2 separate regions of the Homo sapiens genome follow, and region 1 is linked to region 2. The links are chromatin contacts, found by Hi-C or POLR2A ChIA-PET in ENCODE. All regions are on one chromosome and are shown on one strand. Each heading gives the region's core, a stretch centred on a gene start or an enhancer-like site at or near the end of the contact. The rest is flanking DNA. Distances are from core to core; before and after follow the strand shown.

Region 1 (3,323 bases), core at 802-3,301, 49 kb after region 2:
AAGAGAAGAAAATCTTGCGACTTTACTTATTTGTATTTTTAAAAAATCTTATTTTACTTAGATTTCTATTTTTGAAATGTGTTTTATAAGACACATCATATACTGGTAGAGTAGTGTGGCTTATATGCAATGTATATATTGTAACATATAATATAGATGTATTATATATAAGATATATAAGACATATATACAACACATACACATATATGATATGTGTTATATATAATACATGTTATGTATGTTATATATACACATTATATATAACACATTTATATTATATGTTATAATATATACATTTTATACAAGCCACACTACTGTACCAGTATATGGTGTGTCCTATATGATGGGTCTCACTATGTTGCCCAGGGTGGACTTGAATTGCCCTCAAGTGATCCTCCATCCATATAACATATATAATATATATATATAACGTATATATATAACATATATAATATATATAACGTATATATATAACATATATAATATACATTATATAACGTATATACATGTATATATACATACATATATACATATAATATATGTATATATAACATACATAATATATTATATATAACTTATATAATATAGTATATATAACCTATATATTATATATAATATATATAACACATATATACACACACACATGTTTATATGTGTGCATCTTGAGGGTGATTATAAATTTTTACTGGTAGAGTTTTGTAAACATCTGGGGATCCTATTCCCCTGGGAATCTCCGGGTCTTAGGACATGGCAGGCACTTGCAAATATGTGTGGCTGGACTCATACTGATTTAAATGGATACTATGGGATACTAATGGATACTATTGGAGAATCTTTTAAAGTTTTAAAATTTGACTTTGATTTGGTCCTCAATGATTTACTTCTAAATAGTATAGCTAGAGAACCATGGTGCAGCAAATAAACAAGAATAGTCAGCCCTCTGTATCCATAGGTTCCACATCCACGAATTCAATCAACAGCAGATGAAAAATATTTGGAGAAAAGAAAAAGGGATGGCTGCATCTTCACTGAGCATGTGCAGACTTTTTTCTTGTCATTATTTCCTAAACAATATAGTATTACAACTATTTACACAGCATTTGCATTGTATCAGGTATTATGGGTAATCTGGAGATGATTTAAAGTATATGGGAGAATATGTGTAGGTTATATGCAAATACAACACCATTTCGTATCACGGATTCGAGTGTCCATGGATTTTGGTATCCAAGTGGGATTCTGGAACAAATCCCATGCAGATACCAAAAAACAACTGTATGTGCCTTCTGTGTACCAGGTTCTAAGATAGGAACTGGGGCGACAAAATTAAAATAAAAAATTTTGGGCTGCACGCGGTAGCTCACGCCTGTAATCCCAGCACTTTGGGAGGCCAAGGTGGGTGGATCACCTCAGGTTGGGAGTTCAAGACCAGCTTGATCAACATGGTGAAACCCCCATCTCTACTAAAAATATTAGCCAGGTGTGGTGGCGCATGCCTGCAAACCCAGCTACTCGGGAGGCTGAGGCAAGAGAATCGCTTGTACCCGGGAGGCAGAGGTTGCGGTGAGCAGAGATCACGTGGTTGCATTCCAGCCTGGGCAACAGGAGCAAAACTCTGTCTCAAAAAAAAAAAAAAAAAAAAAAAAAACAATTTAGACATGGGAGTCTCACTATGTTGCCCAGGCTAGACTCGAACTCCTAGCCTCAAATGACCCTCCCACCTCAACCTCCTGAGTAGCTGGGACTACAGGTGCATGCCACCATGCCCAGCTTGGGGTGATAAATTTGAGGTCCTTCACCTCAAGTTACGTATATTTCTTTTTTTCAAAAACAAACAAAAATAACTAAACAAGAAATTTTTGTAATGTAAATTTTCAAACAGATTTCAAGAAAGAGAACAAGCAGTAGATCATGAACTCCATGTACTCATTACCCAGCTTCAGCAACTATCAGCCCTCCCTCTTCACTGGGGTTGTTTGGAAACAAGTCCCAGGCCTTGTATCATCTCCTCTGCAAGAGCTCCGGTGCGCACAGCCTTTTAGAGACAGGCAGACTTCTCAACAAATGCTGCTGTGTTGCGGGAGCTGTGCCAGACCCCACTGGAAAGACCTGGGCCTAGCGCTAGTCTGGAGGGATCACCACTCCCTGGGGAAAACAGAGAGAGGTCAGGAATGATTTTTATATCGAGGGTGTCTAGGCTGAGTCACTAGGCTTAACTTCTAGGCTCCTGTGTTGAAATTTCAGAACGACAGAGGTGACCTGCCAGATAAGGACTGAATATGAGAGGAAGACACACCTATCGGAGGAGACCGCAGGCTTTCACACAACATAGATGGAGCACTTACAGCTCTCACAGTCTGCCTCCCTTATCCCACAATGGGAAAACTTAGGCTCAGAAAGCTGAGGCCTCCTCCCCACAGCTGCACAACTGGAGATCGGCAGGGCAGAATGGGGCTGGGCCCAGGTTCCTCCTTCTGCCTCCCCTCAGCATATGGGGGACCCCTGGCCGTGCCAGGCTGGGCTTGCCTTTTTCACACACCCAGGTTTCTGTGGCTGGGAACAGCATAACGCTGATTGCCCAACAGGCTCTGGGCTGCGGGCGCCCCTCCACCCCCTGGCAGCTTCTGGAGGGGGCCAGCGGCCTGTAGCCCCCGAGTCATCACGGGAGGCGTGTGACTTCTTCTTTCTTCCTGTACAAGTTGAGCACTTGCCACCCTGCTGTCTGTTTTTCCTTGCTAAGGTTCAGTTCTAATTATGTTGATTTTCTTCATCCCATCCCTCCTGGAAGCTTATTAGGTTGAATATTTTTATTTATTATCATTTCGCCCAACTCCTGCCAGCATTTCCAATTACTCTCCCCGCTTCCTTGTAATTGTCTTTCTGTAATGGCTCTGAAACAATTGCGCTAAATGAGGTGTCTCCTGGAAGATGAGAGTCTCACTTCATTAAAGGCTAATGTATTCTCAGCTCCAGCTCTGTGGGGCTAGCTTGGAAGGAAGACATTTAAACAGCTTCTTTTATTTTATAGGGAGCAACTTTTCAGCGACAAAGATGTCTGTGGGGTATATGTGTATGTGTGTGCGTTGCCTGGATTTTAATTTAAAGAAAGTTTATGAAATAGTGTAAGTCCCTTTATTGATGAGACTCTGTTCTCTGGGAGCTGAGATCTACACAGATGGGGTGCAGGGGAGCAAGAGGGGAAGGGGCAGTTGATTCTGAGGTCCGCCTGCCTTTCTGCTGGTTCCCAACCCAACCTCTCTTCCTCCATTCCTGCTGGCTCAACCCCCAGATGGATTCATGCCTCCATCCTGTGTTTCTACCTC
Region 2 (3,260 bases), core at 487-2,986:
CTGTCTCAAAAATACAAAACAAACAAACAAAACAAAACAAAACTTACTGGGTCTCTCGTTGCTATGTGTATGGACTGGACGAGACAGGAGCAACATCCACTCATTGAATGAACCCTGGTCTTGCAGCCAGATCACCTCAGTCCATCACCCATGGCTCAGAAGCTTGGGCAGGTGTCTCCTGTCCTCTGTGATTCCACTTTCCCATCTATAGACAGTGACACCAGTGGCCTCTTAGGGCTGTCTGTGCTAAGAGCACCTTGTCTTGCCTTCAGTGTACAATGTCAGAGCCTGGCTGCTGGCCTTTCCCCCAGATGGTAACCGGAGCAGGGACCAGAGGGCCCCACTGCCAAAGCATTTTGTTCTCCATGGTCACAGCCATTAGTCCCATGAAGAAATAAGGCAAAGGGATGAGCAGAGAGTCCCTCCCAAGGGTTAGAGGCAGGGGAGGGAGTAGAAAGGACCAGGCCAGCTTGATTTCCTCCCCCTACACCTTAACTTGTGCCTCCCCAACCTGCCCAATCTCACCGAATAGCAGCAGAATTCACCAAGTTTCTGCCGTCAAAAACCTGGGCACTGGCTTTGACTTTGACCCTTCCCTCGTTTCCTCGTAGCCCAGTGATAGGTTCTGTGAATTCCACCTGTCATGTAAGGTGTGACTCTTGGCCCAACCATGGCTCTCCATGCACCATGCCGCCCCCTGAGCCCAAGTCTCTGCCACCGCTTGCCTGGCTCATTGCAGTGCCTCCCGCCGGTTCCCAACCTCCCCCTGGCCCTCCGTCTGTTCTCTACACTGAAGCCACAGCCGTCACCCATGCCCATGTTTCTCCTGCACCAAGGCCACCACAGTCTGCAGTCACGTATGTATTTATGTGATGTGGAGTTTATTGTCTGACTTGCCCATGAGACGTGCTCCAGGAGGTCAAGGGCAGGGCCTGGGTTGACCGTCACTGCATCCCCAGTGCCCTTGATGAGGAACGGTTAAGCAACTGAGTGAATGACCCAGGCAGGGCCCTTGTTTCCTTGCTGTCTCTTGCTTCTTTTCCAAAGGGACTCCCCCTCTAGACCGTGTGATCCTCATGGGCAGGGGGTCTCTGCCTTTTGTACACTGCACATCGAGGGACTTGGTAAAGCTTTGGTGAATGAATCGTGAGTCTCTGAAGTAGAGAACTTGATGGGGATCCCTTAATGCAGACCACTGTCCTCAGATTCAGCCTGGGGCCACCTTCTCTGTGCCATCATTGCTCATTTTAGCTCCTTCTCACTGGTCTCCCAGGACCTTGGTTTCCATGAACCCTTTCTGACCTGAGAGCTTAGGCTGGGGCTGAACCCAGATTGCTGCTTGGTTATGGCCATTCTACCCCCAAGAGGAAGCGGGGTCTTCCTTTCCACTTTCCAGTGGGGTTTGGAAGCTAGAGGAGACATGCGGGAGCTCTGAGTGAAGCCCCCTCACTGCTGATGCCTAGAGCCTTTGGCCTGATGAGCTCTTCAGAACCTCTGTGACCTCTGGAACTGCATCCTTCCCAGATATTGCTTTCTTCCTTGGTAGAAAAAAAAAAAGCAGCCTCCCTCCAAAGTTCTGGGGACTTCCAGATGATATGGAAAATGTCCACAAGGAATGGCCACAGAAGAGCAGGTAAAGCCCTGGAGAGAGAGTCAAGGCTGGCTGGAGAAGGTGCCTGGTGCTGTGTGATTTGCTGCCTGTGTCCCTCTCCGAGCTGGAGTTTCCACCTGTGAAAGGAAGATTGCGCCACCTGTGCGGCTGCCAAGCTAAGGAGTATCTGACAGATTCACTGGAAGCAGGAAGTGTGCCAGCTGGAAAATGGTGATTTTTCATCCGACACCATCAGGAAAGCCCCAGACTTCACCCCCTCCCTCTCTCCTGTTATTAATGGCCATGTGGATCAAATTCCTCAGCCTTACTTCCTTCAAGGTTTTCTTCCAGAGCCTTATCTCAGGCACTCCTGGCTCCTTTTAGTTTCTTTCCTGCTGGGTAGGCATTTCCCCCAAGAGCCCAGTGAGTTTAGCATCAGCCTAGGTTGGGGAAGAATGTGGGCTCGGCTGGGAGGCTGGGGGTCACGAGCTGCCTTGTGGCTGCTCCTTGGGGTCTGGTGGAGCCCCAGCCTCTGGCTGTGACATACAGCCCCCTTCATGAAGCCAGACAGAATTAAGCCTTTTGTTTCCTGTTTGCTAGGCCGGCTTAAAGAAAACACAGAGGGTCCGTGCGGCTGGGACTCCCAACAAGACGGCCTTTGTATTCATTTAATTAATCAGTTAGCTGAGGGGAAGGAGAGGGGGAAAGTTCATGTTATAAATACATGTTTTTCTTTGGCTTCCCCTCCTGCAAAAGACACAGCCTGAATGGCATCCCCAAGACAGCCCCCCATCTCGCTGCAGACATGCTGAGGGCCAGGGGCCAGCCAGGCTGCAGCTGGGACCCTCCTTGCCCCTTTGCTTGCCCTGCCCCCTGCACCCCTCACCAAGGGGCCTTATCCCTGATGGCTGTGTGTCCTGGGGGAATGTTAATGCTGATGGGGTGGGCAAGGAGTGGTGACCACTGGCTTCTAGAGCCCATCCTTCCTCTTTACCTCTCCCCTCAGACCCCATACCCTCCAGGGATGAGGTGGCTGCACTGCCATGTGGGTGAAGTGTCTGTCCCCAAAGAGGTCTGGGCAGTTGGCAGGTGCACCGTGGAGAAGAAGTCCAGGCACACAGAAGGGCTGAAACTGGCACCAAGGTGTCCAGGCCGACAGAGTGCTGAGCACTGGCAGGGGACACCGAGGGATGTCTGGCATCCTCCATCCCACCTTCCATTGGAGCCTTCTGGAGTGCAGGGGGAGGAGCCGTGGAATGTGCTCTTAGGGCTCTGGGGAGGCTGTGGGTTGGGGGGGAGGGGTGAGTGCTCTGGGACAGATAATTTCATCACCCCTTCAGGCTCCACAGAGCATTTTTAAAGCTTTGTTTGATTATATTATTTAAACAATTATTTTTTTCTTTTTAGAGATGGGCAAATTAACTCACTATTCTCCCACCTTTCCTCTCTACCCCCAGCTGCCAGGTATTTTTAGAGTTTAAAAAACCTTTCATTATGAGGTAAAATATTTGCAGTCCCTGAATATATGGCCCTCAGAATAGAATTTCACCGTGGTAAGTTTTTCCTTATGTGCTCTTCATTTTAATTCTTATTGGAATCTCTGGTATCTGGGGACCATGGTGCTAGGCCTTCTGACTATGCTGCTCAGAAAATCCCCAGATCTAACCAA

The links. A loop is a pair of places that touch in the nucleus more often than their neighbours do. ChIA-PET counts read pairs that join two places held with the same protein, here RNA polymerase II (POLR2A).
Region 1: a map of endothelial cell of hepatic sinusoid shows a loop between it and region 2 (4-fold over the local background). The contact joins two enhancer-like sites. A Hi-C loop is called at or near these places in 3 of 168 maps with a recorded cell type or tissue (DLD1, endothelial cell of hepatic sinusoid and heart left ventricle). POLR2A ChIA-PET finds 5 or more read pairs at or near these places in 2 of 52 experiments (Panc1 and WTC11).

The regions. Positions count from the first base shown.
Region 1 is chr11:125,248,444-125,251,766 of GRCh38, forward strand. The region is part of intron 2 of PKNOX2 (PBX/knotted 1 homeobox 2); the gene reads left to right. Among named protein-coding and RNA genes, the nearest start is that of PKNOX2-AS1, 17 kb to the right of the region's middle. Within about 2 kb of position 2,052, at least 2 of the 41 ENCODE cell types and tissues checked have a DNase peak (open chromatin) inside an H3K27ac peak, as active enhancers do.
Region 2 is chr11:125,199,840-125,203,099 of GRCh38, forward strand. All of the region lies in intron 1 of PKNOX2 (PBX/knotted 1 homeobox 2), which reads left to right. Among named protein-coding and RNA genes, the nearest start is that of PKNOX2, 37 kb to the left of the region's middle. Within about 2 kb of position 1,737, at least 3 of the 41 ENCODE cell types and tissues checked have a DNase peak (open chromatin) inside an H3K27ac peak, as active enhancers do.